Linked DNA regions of Homo sapiens: region 1 is linked to region 2. The links are chromatin loops, found by intact Hi-C in ENCODE. Cell type or tissue: endothelial cell of umbilical vein. All regions are shown on one strand. Each heading gives the region's core, and the rest is flanking DNA. Links, peaks and the distances in the headings are about the cores only.

Region 1 (8,877 bases), core at 636-8,635, 320 kb after region 2:
GGGCCTCCAGGAGCAGATAGTGGGCCCCAGTCCTGGCCATCACAAGTGTCAGGCTCGGAAGTCACCCAGATGCAGGGTGGACCCCGGGGATGCGGCCCCGCGGAGGCTGCTCCCAAGGTGCAAGAACCCACTGCAGTGCCCGTGGTGGGTGGGTGTGGTGGGTGCTCCGCTGGCCAGGTCCCCAAAGCAGGCGCCGCTCCCACTTCCCACCCTGGGGCCCCAACGTGCGGCCCCAGCTCTGCACCCCTGGCCCAGCCCCCATGCTCTGTGTAGAAGCGTGGCACTGCCCCAGGCCCACCCTGGCCTCACGGCCCCTCTCTGCTCGACCACACTGCTCACCTGCTGGCGCCCATCTCGGCCTCGCCCCATAGCGCAGCCCCCAGGGCAGCAGGCTCCAGTGGGGTTCCTGCTTGTCCCTGGCTCCCACTGGCTCCATGGAGCAAGGCACTGCCCGGGGCCCAGCCCTGCCTCCTCCCCACACTCTCCCTGCAGTGGCAGCAGGCAAGAGAGGCAATGCAGGGCCAGGGTCTGGAGCAACAGAGGCTCCGGACCTGGGGATGGGTCCTGCCTGGCCATGTGAGGGTGGGGGACACACAGTTGGCTGCCTCAGGGACGCAAGGCATAGGGGACCCACCACTGCCATTGCTGCTCCCGCAGCCACTCCTGCTGTCACTGCCCACGCCTCCCCGCTGCAGCCAGTGTGATGGCACTGCCATGAATTCCCCCTCTGAAGAGGAACATCTAACTGCTGTTAAGATAGGGACGATGACTGCTCTTAACTGCTTCATGCTGACAGAGGGTGTTAATTTGTGGAAAACAGGAGATTTTCTCTCAGGATCCTATCTAAGGGTCAGCTTCATGCTGATTGGTGTTGTTTTGGGGAAAACAGCAGATTTCCTCTCAGGGTCCTACCTAAGGGTCCCCAGTAAAAGGGAGCCATCATCCGAGGCTCCATTTCCATGACCATTTGGAGTTTGACAGCCCACCCCTTTTATTTCTTTTGAGCTGCAGTCAGAGATCACTGGTTGGTTCACCCCTACAATTGTCAAAAGCTGCAAAAAAGAGAAAAGTTTCCTTGACTCTGAAATACAAAACAAATGAGCAGCAATGTTCCAAGCAAAAAGTCAAAAAGGATTATTTCAGTCTTCCATTAGTTCAGATCACTCAGTCAACTCCTGTTCACAATCTCCAAAGTTATCAGAAACCTGTACTCAAGGACTATAATCCATCTTTTGAAGAGGATCAAAACAAGACAACAATTGTCTGTGAATGCCAAAATATCCTAAGGTCGTTTCATTCAAAAACACAAATGACTAAGAAATTTGGTAACCTCTGTGGATTACAATAACCCAATACGATAACCCTAATTATGATTGACAGCATATACTCAGACATTTGGATTTTTGAAGTCCCATACAATTTTGGAACATACACAAGTATTATTCACCAAAATATAACCTGAAGAAGACTAAACCCTATCTTTATCTTGACAATCCCTTTACAAATTTTTGTTAAAGAGTAGAACAGTGCCTTTAGAAACCCTTGTGGTTTTATTCCCAAGTTCACTTTATAAAAAAAAACAAACAATACCCTTTTGAATTTAGTATTCCCACACAGAATTTTGTTTTTAAGATTAACCTTTACAAATCTTCCACAACTTGTTTAAACATTTAGCTTTATCTTACCTAATTTAAAACAATCATTTAACCCCCTAAACTAGGCAAAAATGTATATTCCCATGCCTTCTTATACTTTTACTAAAGACACGTTTTACATTCTTTACACACCTTGCATGTAAATCTATCCTCAGTAGTCTCAATTACATGTTATAATGGTAACTGTTAGCAATTCTTAATTTTGATGAAAAATCTGGTAAGTTATTTTAATTATTTACTTAGATGCTGATAAGGTCTATTTCTAACATAGCTAGGGGTGTGGCATATGTTCCCCAGCCTTACCAAACTGTAAAGCAGGCAAGTTGAAGAATTTTCAAAAGCCAAAGAAGCAGTTTATGACTTTTGAAAAGTCCGTAAATTATGAAAAATTAAGCTTCAAAATTCGAGTGCTCTTTTTAGAAACACCAGCATGACTTATATATAACACTTATGGGACATCCTCTTGTAAATATCTAGGAAAGTGGACTCACTTAACTTGGGATGCTGATAAGCAGCAACAGCCAAAACAGGGATCCTCTGAAATGTATAAAATAATTCATTTGCAAGCACAAGAGGGAAAAAAAAAGCTGGTTTTAGAACCGTACAAACTGAATGAGAGACCTACTTTATAATTGTCTTGGTTAAAATCTGATAATAAGAGATTTGAAAAGATTATTTTTTAGAGTTCTCTGGTCAGAAGTCAGCTTACTTAGGGCTGGGCATGGCAGCTCACACACCTGTAATCCTAGCACTTTGGGAGGCCAAGGAGAGAGGATCACTTCAGGCCAGGAGTTTGAGACCAGCCTGGGCAATGTATTTTTTTTTAATAAAAGAAAAAAAGCTTAATTAAAAGTAATATTTAGGCTATCTTTTGTGGGGGGGAAAGGACTTTCTGCTTTTTTCCTCTCTTGGATCCTGGTTCTTGGCTTTTTTTTTTTTTTTCAGTCAATTGAGACCCCTTTTTAAATATGTTTGATACCTTGAGTCTTCTGTTTGTTTCCAATCTTGCTGGCATAATTTTTGCTGAGAAAAATATAAAACTTCACTGGCCTTTTACAAAATTTAAAATCTCCAGGCTCTTGCTCTGTTGCCCAGGCTGGAGTGCAGTGGCACAGCTCACTGCAGCCTCAATCGCCCAGGCTCAAGTGATTCTCCCACCTCAGCCTCCCAAATAGCTCGGACTACAGGAGCACACCACCACACCCAGCTAATGTTTTTCTTTTCTTTTTTTATGTAGAGACAGGGTCTTGCTATTTTGCCCAGGCTGGTCTCAAACTCCTAGCTCAAGTGAACCTACCACCTCCGCCTCCCAAACAGTTAGGCTTACAAGCATGAGCCACTGTTCCTGGCTAAACTTGTTCTATTTCTTTCCACTCTGCTCTTCCTTCCTTTTGTTATTTTGATACCACAGGAAGAAATCTAAAGGAGACTTCTAACGACTCAGACCCCTCAAGGAACGCTGAAAAAACACACCATTCACTCCCTTTTTGGGGTATTCTGTCTTCTTGTGGAGTCTGAAAAGTCATGGACAGGTTCCTCTCAGGTCTAAAACTCTGCTCTCTTCCATACTGCATTACTTGTTGGCTTTTGAGAGTACCAGAGATTACTTTGTACTGTGAAAGAGACCTTTGTGTATGTTATGGCTGGTAAGTCACTGACAAGAGCTACAGTATTGGAGGTGACTAACAGCAGTTGTTTATGGTGAATGGTTATTACTATAGGCAGCTACTCATTTTATTTTATTTTTTAAACATTTAGGTAAGAAAGGTGTGGCTTAATGTCTTTGTAGTGAGGTGCGCTGTGGAGGTTTGTGTGGCCTGGTATCATGGCATTTTGCTCTTTGTGGAGACCCAAGATTCACGTAAAAGTGGTTTCCTTGATTTTTAAAGATCCAGATGCACTGCCCTGCAAATCTGCCTGGTTTTTAGACACTTAATATCAGGCCCTGAGGCAGTCCTCACTGGGACAACAGGTGGTGCACCTGTAGTCCCAGGGAGGCTGAAGTGGGAGGATCACTTGGGTCCAGGAGCTCAAGACCAGCCTGGGTAACATAATGAAAGCCTGCTTTAAAAAAAAAAAAAGAAAGAAATTTTTAAAATATATATCTATTAGGCCCTGGAAACTGCAAATACTTTCCTGGTCCCATTCATGAAAGGGCTCCACTTTGAAGTCAGTAATCTAATCAAGAAACGAACTAAGTATCTAACAAGATTATAGTCTCCAAAATACAACTTTCTAGCACTTAGCTGGCTACTTTGAAACTCTATGTAAAATAAATTTACTTCTATAAAGGAAATCTCCATTTGTAAGGACATGCCCCTATACCCAAGCAGCTAGAAATTTTTACAATGGGAAAGACACTGGCTTAAAGTTGACATAACAAACCTTACCTATGTTTAAAGATACTTTTCCTGGCAATCTTATCTTGACTGATTCTTTTTGTTTCAGCAAATAATGGTATATAGATATAAGTTCTATGCCTCTAGGGGTATCAATTTTCACCTAAGAGTAATGTTTGCAATTTAGGGTTACCTAGCTAAACAACTGTTTAGGGCAATGGAATAAGTAATCAAGGAACTGGTAGTCTAAACAGGGAGAGATTATCTGCAAACTGGCAAATGAAGAATCTTATAAAGCTATAAGATCTGTTTCTGTCACTGTGTCTGTATGTCTCTATGTTTATGTGTCATGTGTATGTGATACTTCACTACCAAAATACATGAAAACATTCTAATGAATTTGTCAGAGGCGTTTAAACCAGAGCAACTCCATCTTGAATAGGAGCTAGGTAAAATAAGGTTGCTGGGCTGCATTCCCAGTAAGTTAAGGGATTCTTAGTCATGGCGTGAAAAAGAAGTTTGGCACGAGATACAGGTCATGAAAAACTTGCTGATAAAACAGGCTGCTGTAAAGAAGCTGGCCAAAAGCCACCAAGATGGTGATGAGAGTGACCTCTGGTGGTCCTCACTGCTACACTCCCACCAGCGCCAAGACAGTTTACAAATGCCATGGCAATGTCAGGAAATTACCCTATATGGTCTAAAAAGGGGAGGCATAAATAATCCACCCCTTGTTTAGCATATAATCAACAAATAGCCATAAAAATGGGCAACCAGCAGCTCTCAGGGCTGCTCTGCCTATGGATTAGACATTCTTTTATTTGTTTACTTTCTTAATAAACTTGTTTTCACTTTATGGACTGCCTCAAATTCTTTCTTGCGTGAGATCCAAGAACCCTCTCTTCGGGTCTGGATCAGGACCCCTTTCCAGTAACAAAATGGCTTTAAAGGTAAGCACTTAAATCAAGTATTTTATCAGAAATATAGAAAGTAACTCAAATGCCTTTTAGTTCACATTACAAAAATAAGACTACTTTGTTGGTTTAATGAAAATGGCTGTTTCTTCTGATCAGCAAAATATGCATGTATGTAACGTCAGGGTTTCTTTCACAAGCTGTGGAAACTATTAACAAAGAAATAACTTGAGGCCAGGCATGGTAGCTAACATCCATAAGGCCAGGAGCTCAAGACCAGCCTAAGCAACTGGCAAGATCCTGTCTCTACAAAAATGAAAAATTAAAAAAAAAAATTAGCAGGGCATGGTGGTGCACTACTGTAGGCCTGGAGTGAGCCATAATAGCACCACTCTACTCCAGCCTAGGTGACCGGGCAAGACCCTGTCTTAAAGACAAACACAAAAAAATAAGTAACTTGGGATGACGGCCAGCTTTGTTTAATGATCTATACAAGTCTAACTTTTAAAAATGAATAAATTAAATGAATATAAATGGTATAAAAGTGTATAAGCAAGTTTTTCATAATTTTAAGAATCTTTTTCAGAAACTTAAAATCATGTTATGCTAAATTAAGTAACAGATAATTATAAAATGTCTGAGTCATTTACATGGTATAGAAAAGCTAAATATATTTAGATCTGTTAACAAACAGATTGAGAAGGTTATCTTTCTAGAAATTATGAAATGGTTCTATCTACAAATACTGGTATAAAACTGTTCAAAATTACCTTACTTCCTAGGTTCTTCACTGGAAATTAGGGTTACTAAGAGTTAAAGTTACCGTCAATATATACAATTAAAACTACTGAACACAAGAGAAACAATTCTAAATACAGTGCATATAAAGAAAGTAAGATGTGAAGAAAGTTGACAATAGAGATCACTTTTCTTTACATGGTAACTTTGTGTGGACAAAATAAGGAGGAAAGAAATGTAAATTAAATAAGGAGGGCCAGGTATAGCGGTTCACGCCTGTAATTCCAGCACTTTGGGAGGCTGAAGTGGGTGGATTGCTTGAGTACAGGAGTTCAAGAACAACCTGGGCAACATGGCAAAACCCCATCTCTACAAAAAATACAAAAAATTATCTGGGTGTGGTGGTGTGTGCCTGTAGTCCCAGCTATTCAGGAGGCTAAAGTGAGAGGATCATCAAAGCCCAGGAGGATGAGGCTGCAGTAAGCTGTAATCACACCACTGCACTTCAAGTTGTGTGACAGGGTGAGACCCTGTCAGTCAATCAATCAATCAAATCAATCAATGATAGGAAAGAAGGAAATGTAAATTTCTGTCTTAAGGTAGAATGCCAATATCAGAAAGTCAGTATAGGACAAAACTAAAGATTTAAACAGGTTGTAGAATGTCTACGGAAAAAAATAAATGAATGAATGAATGATAATGGGGAAATAAATGTATAATAAATTTCTGTCCTAAGGTAGAATGCCAATATCAAAAAGGAAGTATAGGACAAAACTGAAGGTTTGAACAGGTTGTATTAGGTTGGTGCAAAAGTAATGGCAAAAACTGCAATTACTTTTGCACCAACCTAATAGAAGTTTTGTGGAACATGAATCTTATGAATTTTGTGAGTGATCAAGTTGGCTAAAATTAGAAGGGGATTATTTCACTTTTTAAAAAACTGAGCATCAAAATCAAAATTGAGCATTAATATCAAAAGCACACTGATGCAAGGCCAGACTCAAAATAATGGGTTTTGGGGGCCACTGATCTGCTCTTTAATAGATTAAAAAAGGGTTATGGGAATCTTGTGTGTTCAAAGCTGATTGAGATTAGATGGATTTGTTTATTAAAGTTAGCTTTAGCATTAACAACATACTGATGCAAAGGTAGAATATGGTTCTCTCTTTTAAACAATATTTTCATATACTAAGAGATAATAAAAGACTTGTTCACCTTTTGAGTAATCTACAAAAATAAAAAGAGAAAAAGATGTGTTGGTCTTGTGCTGTCTTTATTAGGTCTTTTGATTGTTTGGGAAACCAAGTCTCCTTTCTATTCAAGAGTAAAGGTCTTTGCTTTCAATTATCACCTTGACTTAATTAATGACTATTATTTATTGTGTCTTGTGATCCTGTTTAGATTAAGTGTTTTCAACCTGCATTATTTGACATGCTTTCCAAAACTAAATTTCAAATTCTAACTTTAACCCTTTTCCAAAAGGAACCCCTGGAAGTCCAACAGATACGTATTAGGCTTATATGTTAAAATCATATTGTTATAGTAGGTAGCCAGTCAGGCATAAGCAGGGCAGGAGGGGGCCTACCACCACACACACACACCAGGAACGTCAGGTTACCTTTGCAGAATAACACACCCAACAACTACAAAATAAACTTTATATTTAAAATGCTTATGAAACTGCCTTTCCAAAAATTGTAACTGAGAAAATTATGATGGTGAAAGAGATCTGACCTAACTGACTCCATCTTGCTTCTAATCTCCAATTGTCCTTGTTCATTCCTGGGTGTAGGCCAAACTAACTTTGGGAGGAACTTAGCTTACAGTTTAACTTTGAAACAAAGATAACAGCCCTTTGCTGAAATAAACCCCCTTCTTGCTTGGGGACTATACTGCCGTTGCAGGACTAACAAATTAGCCACAAGATTAGAAATTATGATTTAGGAGTCATGCAGCTGGAGGCTGCAAGATTCTGAACTTCCCCGAATTGCTCCAGGGGATAACATCGCGATTGTAAAACCTAAGATCAGTGCTTCTGATATTTTGCAGACCCTGCACTCAATGGATCAGGCAGCACCACTTAGATCTATAAACTAACTCATCTAGTCTTTGTAGTGCCCACCCAAGAAACAACACAGCACAAGAGGACAGCTTCAACTCCCCATGATTTCTTCTCTGACCTGACCAATCAGTGATCCCCACTTTCCAACCCCCCACCTGACAAATTATCCTTAAAAACCCTGATCCCTGAGTTTTCAGGGAGACTGATAATAAAACTCCAGTCTCCTGTACAGCTAGCGCTGTGTGAATGAAACTCTTTCTCTATTGCAATTCCCTTGCCTTGATAAATTGGCTCAGTCTAGGCAGCGAGCAAGAAGAACCCATTGGGTGATTACACCTGCACTTCATTGAATGTGAATCATGCCTCAAAAAAGTTGAGATGAACCTGGTGATTATGTACAAAAATGCAAGCATTTTAAACATTTATTAATGACTCCTACTTATTAGGTTGGTGCAAAAGTAATTGCAGTTTTTGCTATAAAAAATGGCAAAAACCGGCCAGGTGCGGTGGCTCACACCTGTACTCCTAGCACTTTGGGAGGCCGAGGCAGGTGGATCATGAAGTCAGAAGATCACAACCATCCTGACTAACATGGTGAAACCATGTCTCTACTAAAAATACAAAAAATTAGCCAGGCATAGTGGCAGGCGCCTGTAGTCCCAGCTACTTGGGAGGCTGAGGCAGGAGAATGGCGTGATCTCCTGGGAGGCGGAGCTTGCAGTGAGCCGAGATTGTGCCACTGCACTCCAGCCTGGGCAACAGAGCGAGACTCCGTCTCAAAAAAAAAAAAAAAAATGGCAAAAACCACAATTACTTCTGCACCAACTTAGTCAATAATAAAAGGCTAAAGTTTCTCAAAGCACCAATTTTGTGTTAATTAAGCAAAAAAAAAATTTGTTATAGTATCCTCCTTACAGTAGACTTTTTCTACTATTTCCTATGCAAATATGATAAAATGATTTTTAAATAAATTCTAAGTATATCCCCAAGATAAAATCAAAGTAAAAAAAAAAACATAGAAGATGAAGTTTAAACTCAAAATCACCATAATCTACCTTTCTAGCCATCTTTGGACATTCTCTACTTTGCATTATACAGTAAACAAAATTTAATATTTGCTATCGCTTTTCACCCTATCATCCCCGCCCACAGCTACTGCTTATCTCCGT
Region 2 (8,877 bases), core at 618-8,617:
AACCAAAGGGAAAATGAAATTGAAGGAGGCCAAGGAATTATGGGCACAGAGGGAGGCAAGAATGGATAGCCCAAATTCACCAGCCTTCTGTGTAATTTCAATACTGATGGAAATGCTCTTGAATGCATTTCTTTCTTCCCCATCTGTACCAATTCCCTTGGGTCATAATTAACTTTCATATCCCGGCAATTTTTCCTGGGGTCAAGGAGGGACAGGTAGGGAGAGGAGGGAAACAGGGGCAGGAAGGAGACGTGACCTAGTCACACCTCACAATCTGAGCTCATGGTCCAAAGGAAGGTGGCCAATTCTGATTTTAAAAACCTTCATAAGTTTAGGCTCCACATGATTAGTTTCTACTGTTCCACTTTGGAGACTGACCTAGCTCCTCTCCCCAGCATCTCCTTTAGATTCTGACCACATACGTAGAGTGATTGTTTTTCCAAGAATCCATGCCTCAAGCATGAAGCCTTCTGATGAGATTTATCATCTCCGGAGAGCTCTTTACAGTGGACAAAATGCTTCCCCATGCATGACCATTCAGAGTTTCCCAACCACCCTGCAGGTTGGGCAGGGCAGTTATCAAGGACCTCACTTTACTGCTGAAATGAAATTATGGGGTTAGTTTTGGGGGTATATTGGTCTGTTTCCTCTCTCCCAAAGGAAAACAAAATCCTGTTGGGGATTCAGCTGCAAACGTCTTAAGTTTTGGAGGAAGAAGAGAAAGAGAGGCAAGTCCTTTTTTCCAGAGACAATTAACTCTAGCCCTGGTCAGCAGACAATTGACTGTATTTCTTATAACTTGTTGCCTACTATCAACTTCTAATCCCTGAAGGGTAGAAAGCCCCAATAATCCTTTGCATGTGCACTAGGCACTTCTGTTTACAGTTATTTCATTTTATTCTCTTAACAGCCCAGTGAAGTCTATGCAGTTAGGCTCACTTCCACTTGACAGTTACAGGAATTGAGACCCAGCAGTGTCAAAAAATCTGCCCAAGTTCACATAGATGGTAAATGGTACAGCTCAGCTTAGGCTCATGTCTTCAGAAAATGAGGCCAGGGATCTTTTTAATACTCTATTCCTCTCTGTCTTTGAGCATTACCCAATCCATACCTGGACATTCCGGAGGCAAAAAAGCAGTATATGAAGATGGTCCATTTCCATGGATCAAGGGTATTACAACACAGAAGAGAAGTTAAGAGTGAAGATCTTGTTGTCAGGTTGACCTATGTTTGAGTCATGACTGACCACTTATAGCTGAATAACATTGGGAAAAGCACCTTTTTAAGCCTCTATATTCTCATCTATAAAAGGATGTGATAATTAAGTGAGATGCCCTCCTGCAAATTACTTAGCAGAAATTGCTCAATAGTAACTAATTGCTGTTGTTGTGATTCTTGACAATGCTCCTGATATTAATCACTAAATCTGTTTTAATTAAGGGGTCCTGCATAACATTGTATCACCTTGGTTATTTTCCAAGATGGAGGTGGTATCTCACATGCTTAGGCATCTTCTCTATTTCACCAACTTTCCTATTTGCTTTCCTAAAAGCGGCTATAATGTTGCTTCTTTAGCACACCCTCCATTAAGAGTAGTTTCAGTGTCTGCTGTTGTCAACCTTCTGGGGCTTGAGGATAGAAATCCTGTGAGCGGGTGGTTATCTTATCTTTTCACCCTGCTGGTCATTATTCAGCCAAGCTGAACACATTTTTTTCTTTTCATGTTTTTCCTCACACTCTGTTTAGTCAAGTTTCTAAAGTAGCAAACTTGTCATTGAAGTGACCAGACAGAACACTTAGCATTTTTCTCACATGCACACATTTTCAAAGTACTTTTCCATCTCTCTCCAATGCTCAATGTCTAGAGGGAATGTGGTGTTTTGGAGCATGACATTAAGAGAAGGGAAAATTGAATGTTTTCTGGAATTGCTATATGCCTAATGGAGACTTGGAAAATATCCATTGAGAAAGAGGAGAAACGGAGTTGGAGTGAGAAATTAAGAAACTGTCTCAGCTCAGAAAACTGGATTTCAGGGTCTGAAGAGCTCTAGGTCTCCAGATTCCTAGAATTCTGTTTCCCAAATGGTACTTGTTTGACATTGGACATGGGAGGTGTCAAGAATGTGATGGAAGAATGAGTAATAACGTTTATAAGGTGGATGATGGAAGGGAAGACATGGTTAGACAAACTGTGTAGTAGGGGAAGGATGGAAAAAGGCTTTACTGGACCTCAGAAATTAAATTCCATTTACAAATGTCTATTGAGTTTCCATGGGCAAAGTATGTGATAGGCATTAGGGGGTAAAGAAGTTAAAAAGACGAGTAAGACATTGTTCTTTATCTTAAGAGCTTCACATGACATGGACAAACATTGAGAAATAGTGACCCAGAATCCATCAAGGCCAAATTCATAACCTATAGATTCTCTATCTGTGGAAATTTCTTCTGAGCACTGGTGTTGGGAAGGGGAATAGATTAGCACCCCATTTTTCATGCACAACAAAACAAAACACACCAACACACAAAATTATATAGGAATAGTAATAATTATTATTATTTACTACTAAAAAAACACATACAATCAGATTATGATTTCTTTCCTTCTATGCATTCTCCTTGGACTGTACTGGTATTGCCATGAAGGTGAAATATTGACCTGATTTCTCCTGGATAGCAATGTTTGCAGTTCAATCTGGTAACTACTTAATGTGATGCCCCAAGGCCCTTCTCTTACCTTTAACCCGACCCACCTCCCCGCCTGCAATGACCCACATTGACTGAATCCCTACAACATGCCCAGTCCCATTTGGCACCTGGTAAATGTCAGGTATCATAATACGATGCCAACACTATGCAGAGATGAATAAAACAGTTTCAAGATTTCGCAGTCCAATGGGGAAAGCAGACATGTAAGCAGATATTTATACTGTAGTCTCTGATTTATGAAACTGGGAAGAGCCTCAAAGACTTCAAAGTTCCAATATGTCCTATGCCACATGTTGTTTAATAAAATAACAGCTAATACTTACATGTCATTTAATATGCTCCAGGCACTACTATGTGTGCTTTATATGTATTAACTCATCAAATCTCCACAACACACCAGAGTAGGAACTATTATTACTCCTCTCTCAAAAATGATAAAAACTGAGGCACAAGAAGGTTAAGTCACAGCTAATAAATGATAGAGACAGAAAGTGAACTGAGGAGGTCTAGCTCCATAGTGCATGTCCTTAACCACTATACTATACTGCCTTTCAAATGAGATAATAAAAATTGCTTTTCAATGAAATGGAGGGAATTGTGGCCTCTCTCATCACCTCCGAGTCTCTCTCTGGCTTCTTTATAGCCAGCATTTATTGAGTGTTCTTTATGTGCCACATACTATGCTAAATGCTTTCAACACATCTCATTTAAGTCTCCTTCAACTTGATGAGACAGGTACTAGCATTATCTTCATTTTACAGAGGAGGGAATTGAGAATAAGAGAGATTCAGTAAAATCCAAAGTTGCACAGAGAAGCGAGATGAAACCGGGATTCCAGCCTAGCTTAGTTGGACTCCAAGCCCAAAGCCTTCCTTTGTTTAAAAAACAATTTTTTTAATTTAATTTCTTTCTTTTCTTTTTTCTTTTTCTTTTTTCTTTTTTTTTTTTTTTTTTGAGATGGAGTCTCACTCTGTTGCCCAGGCTGGAGTGCAATGGCACGATCTTGGCTCACTGCAACCTCCGCCTCCCAGGTTCAAGTGATTCTCCGGCCTCAGCCTCCCGAGTAGCTGGGATTACAGGAGCCCGCCACCACACTCGGCTATTTTTTAATACTTTTTGGTAGAGACGGAGTTTCGCCATGTTGGCCAGGCTGGTCTCGAACTCCTGATCTCAAGTGGTCTGCCCCCCTCAGCCTCCCAAAGTGCTGAGCCACTGCACTTGGCCAATTTCTTTCTTTTTTTTTCTAAGACAATGTTGTAGCACCAAAGCCTTCATTTGACCTGATATCTTCTTCCTCTGTAATGGGCTATTTTTGCTGGAATCTCAAGAACAATAGGACAAGTATCTCCAGTTCCCTCTGCCTAAGACCAGACATGCCAAGCCTTCTGCTCTGGGAATGTGTTTGCATCCACCTCTTTCTGAGATGAATCAGATTCCATAAACCACCCTCTACTACCCAGAGTCAATGCTGAGTTACGTGTGCTGGAGGGAAACCGATGGGGCTGTCAGTAGAGGAGCCCCGTGAAGTTCCAAAGGCCCTGATCGACTGGAGGCAGGCTGCTGCTGATGTCAGCTTCTATAGGTACCACTATCCAAAGCCTTATGATTTTCCAAGAAAAGAAATATTCTCAAGAATCTCTAGCCATCTAACATAGTTTTAAAATTGCTACAATTGCCCAAAGGGAAAAATAATTCAGAATCTTTCTTATCTCCAGATGTCCTTGTCAAAGTCCAGGCTAGCATATCTTTAGGATAACCATCATAAAAATGAGAAAAGGAAAAGCATTTAATGTGAAGAAGAAGAACAGGAAGACACAGACAGATGGCGCTCTGGAGGAGCACAGCCCTCCTAAGGAAGCTCTTAGGCTGCTGTGCAACTTCCATTTATCTTCTCAAACTTCCTGGAACATTGGCCGCTGATGTACCTTATCTATCTATTGATGGCCCAGAAGTCATATAAACACTGTCTATCAATGGCTACCGGGACTTGTGTCCAGCAGGTTCAGACACTTGCCATTTGATCTCATTTATCTGCACTTTTTTTTCCTTAATGCTCTGCCATAAAAAAGAGTTAAAAGCTATAATCTCCCCCTTTTTCATGTCTTAAGCAGTTACTCTCCAACAAATATTCAAACTCATTTTCTGAATGTACAGAAAAATCATTTGAGCTGCCATTTACAATTTTAGCTCTTAGGTAAATCAAACAAATTGGAAGCAATTGCTGTAAGAGCTGTACAGGCAAACAAATTCAGCTCCATCTCTCATATGTTTCTGCTTCATGGAATTTAAGCTCCATGCACCATCCGTCATTTCTATTTTATAAAAGACGTGCATGGACCAGAACTTTGCAGCCCATGTTAAACAGGAAATTAACTAACAAGTTCTCTAAATATTCATGGTGCATCTACATATGCAAGGAAATGTGCTACAAATTGACAAGGCATAAATTGGATTCTCTGTCCACCAAGAGATTGAAATATATGTGTACAATAGGTAATATTTCATAATTATAGAACAGGTGCTACAGGAAGTGTGTAATCAATGGAGAGAGTATTCACTTGGTAGGTATTAAAGGTTCTTGAAAGGGCTGGGATGGAGCAGGTCATTGAGAATACAAAAGATTCAGGTAAGTGAGGGGCAGAGATTAGGAAAAGAAGATTATGAATACTGAGGCACTGAAACAAGAAAATATGAAGTGCATTTAGCAGACAGTGGGTAGGCCCATGTGGCCAGAGCAGAAAGGTTGTGGGGGCAAGTAATGAGATATACATCTGTTTGGTGTTGCTCTGAGAACTAACAAAGCCCCTTATCTAAATAGGAGTCCCTTGAGAATAGAATTCATCTAGGTAGGTTTTCTGGGGAAGCCAGTGCCCACCAGTCTCCTGTGGATACTGCTCTTTCTTTCCTAAGGATTGCTTTAGAAGCAAATCCCTGAGAGCTGTGTCAGCTAGGATAACTCTCTCTGCTACTCTCAGGTAACGGCTCCTTCCCCATCAGGCTATCAATGCTTCTCCTGCTGCTTCTGACACCTGAGTCACTGGACTCAACATTGAAGACCTGGCTCATAGGTTTCCTGCCAGCATCCTGCGTGGCTTTAGTGGCCCAAGATAACTTATTATAAATCCTTGGCCCTCAGTTCCTTGACCTTTTCCCTTTTAATAGCCTCAACCTTTACTTTACCCATCCACTCTCAAGTCTACACCCTGAGCATTATCATCACCTAGAACTACTCCTCATCAGAGAAATCAAATTCAAACATTCCATAGCTGAACTTCTTATTTTCTTTACCAAAGCTTCTTCTCCTCCTTTAATCCCTATGTCAGTGGATGGTACCACTATGCATTCTTGCCTGCATTCTGGCTTCCTCTCCAGACTACCCCCATTTCCAATCAGGAACCAGATCCTGTTCTTTTTACCTACTTCTACCTCATGAACACATTTTCTTTTTTTCATTCCCTGCTAAAACTCTCATATATTGGCCACCATCACCTCTGGCCTGGATTCTAGTAACAGTCTCCTAACTTATATTCCTGACCTGATTTGTACCCACTCAACTTCACTCACCCAACACAGCTGAAGTTATCTGTTCAAGTGGCAAACCTCAGTATGCTCTTCCTTCCCTCCAAATTTTGAATGGTAACTCCTCTGTCCTCCAAACTTCTTAGCATGCTGAAAGAGGCCTTTTTCTAGAATGTTGTTACTTGTTCTCTTCCTTGCCCAGTTCCACACATCCTCCCCATCTCAGACACCATCTTCTCTGAGATGCTTTTCCCAACTTCCTTAGACTGATTTGGGGAGCCTCCCACAGCTGGTGTTTGCCTTTGGGATGGCACTTAACATACTAAATACTCAATTGAAATTACTTGTTTATAAGACCACCTCCAGCATGAAGAACAGTTTCCAAACCATAACAGGAGCTCATAAATGCTTATGAAATGAATGAAAAGAGATGCAAGTGAGAAACATTTTGAATATAAGAAGGGGAAGTAAGACAAAGTAAAAGATAAATTTAAGGTTTGCTACTGGGTGAAAGAGGTGGGGATTGTGGAGCAATGGGCAGAGGAAGAACTTCCAGAAGAGAAGAAGCAGGTTTTGAAAATGACACTTTCAAGTTGGGCATGCTGACTTGGAGAATGACTAGATATGAGGGAACAGAGCCAGGAAACACAGATTTGGGACTTAGACACAAAGAAGGTATCTTTGAATCCATCTGTGTAGATGATGTGTTTAATACATATTGTGTGGCTTCATTACACCGTCGAGCCATTGTGACTTCCGTTTGCTGTTTTCATGCAATATGATGCTTGTTTTTTAATTGGCTTCTACCAATTTTCCCCCAAAAGATAATTTCTTTGATCAACACATTGGCTGACTATTGATTCATACATTTCTATTTATTTATAGAGAGAGGAGCAGAGGACCAAGATTTGTATACGCAGGAAATTTTACCAATTATCCAGGTAATTCAGGTATAAATTAGAGAGTTTTTTTCTTAATTTTTGAAATAATTATTTTCATTGTTTCTGATTTTGAAGATCTGCGGGGATGTTTTTCTCCTGTAACTACCCTTTCTGTCTTTTTTTTTAACATATTTTGCTAACTGCAGCCATTAATTACCTCATCACACAATCAAGCCATTGTGACTTTTGTTTGCTGTTTTTATGCAGCCTGATGCTTGTTTTTCAATTGCCTTCTACTGTTTTCCCCGAAAGATAATTTCTTTGATCAACACATTGGCTGACCATTGATTTATGCATGTTTTACCAGAAATATTCTTGCTTGATCTCCCTCCTACCTCCTCTAAGTTGATTTCCCATTAAGGAATACTGTGTTCTGAATTTTATTCTCTTCCCTTCCAAGTGAATAATTATCAGTACTTAAACTATCACGTCATATGCGCATGTCCTCCTGCCTACTAATTAATTTCAGAAGCTCAGTGCCCGTTCACAGATAAAAGAACGGTGCATTGGTACTTCACAGGGGTCACATTTTACCCCTAGAACCCCAAATCAGTCCACATTTTCCTAATCGTGGTATACAGGTTTGATTTAGTAAAGTCACAATTATCTTTCAGAGTTGAAATATAAACATAAAGGCGCTTCATGAATCTAATCATATTCCTTCCTGCCACAGGAAGAACCTTCAGTCTTTTGGAAAAACTTGTATATATATAGTGGTTCTTATTCCAAATAAGTTAAATATAGTGAATTCCTGATTCATATAGAAGTATTACAATATTTCCTTGATGAATTTGTATAGCTGGAAGCAGATCTGCCATGAAATGTGAAACCGCATCCCACTTGTGTGAGCTGCCCTGGTCAAATGTGTAAATCTCTAAGTGTAGCAAAATCTCCCTTTGCTCTAGGAAGTAGTTCTTAGCTTTTTGGGGGATCACAAACTGCTTCGATAATTCAGGTGCTTCTTACCAGAAAAATGCACATACTCACACACAATATTTTGTATATAATTTCAGGGGGTTCAAAGATCTTTGAAAACCTAGCCATCAATCCTCTAAAGGTCCATGGAGTGCCAGTTGACAACCCCTGGACTAAGAGCTAAAGATCAATTATTGATGGATGAGGGATTTCATAAACCTCAGAATGTGAGGAAAACAGCTGCAACGATAATGTGCACTGCTGGGCAGCAGCTACAACTCGCAGCAGGAGATGCACGGCTTGTATATAGTCAAGCCCAGCATGGCACTGAGTGGGCTGCCATCTTCCTTTCTGCAGGACATCACGTTTTCTACTCATTTTATTATGGGATTTAATTTTATGGCAGCAGAGCTCTGATTTTATAATGGAAACCAACACAAAATAGCTCCTTTTTTAATAACAAAAATTTGTCTTACAATCATTTCAGCTAAAACAAACTCGGCTTTTAGCAGGAGGGAGAATGGGAAAGGAGGAAGCTCCTGTGTTAAAAGAGCTGCTCTCTTTGCCTCTTCTCCCTTCCTTCCTACAAACCCTGGCTCTTCACTTTCTTTAATATCGTATACCCCCTTGACTCCTACTCTCTTTTATTAGGTCTCATTTCATTTTCTTGAAGCTGGTACTTGAATATCCTATATCAGTTTCAATCTTTCAATGTCTACTATTGATCTCATTTCATATTGCTTTGCAGATATCTGGTGTCGGAGCCACGCACCCCTCCCTTGAATCCTAACAGGGA

What was found. Hi-C counts contacts between places; a loop is a spot of excess contacts. Peaks named below come from ENCODE experiments on the same cell type or tissue, not always from the same donor. Only the 100,000 strongest peaks of a DNase experiment are listed, where the experiment ranks them.
Region 1: it touches region 2 in a loop (2.7-fold over the local background); 1 of 110 quality-filtered maps calls a loop at or near these places.

What each region holds. Positions count from the first base shown.
Region 1 is chr14:70,398,944-70,407,820 of GRCh38, forward strand. All of the region lies in intron 1 of SYNJ2BP-COX16 (SYNJ2BP-COX16 readthrough), which reads right to left. All of the region lies in intron 1 of SYNJ2BP (synaptojanin 2 binding protein), which reads right to left. Among named protein-coding and RNA genes, the nearest start is that of SYNJ2BP, 14 kb to the right of the region's middle. RefSeq lists an enhancer at 358-918. In endothelial cell of umbilical vein, for the core only: no CTCF peak of the experiment used is centred there; a DNase peak (open chromatin) is centred at 4,538.
Region 2 is chr14:70,082,760-70,091,636 of GRCh38, forward strand. The region is part of intron 2 of SLC8A3 (solute carrier family 8 member A3); the gene reads right to left. Among named protein-coding and RNA genes, the nearest start is that of SLC8A3, 100 kb to the right of the region's middle. In endothelial cell of umbilical vein, for the core only: a CTCF peak has its summit at 4,496; no DNase peak of the experiment used is centred there.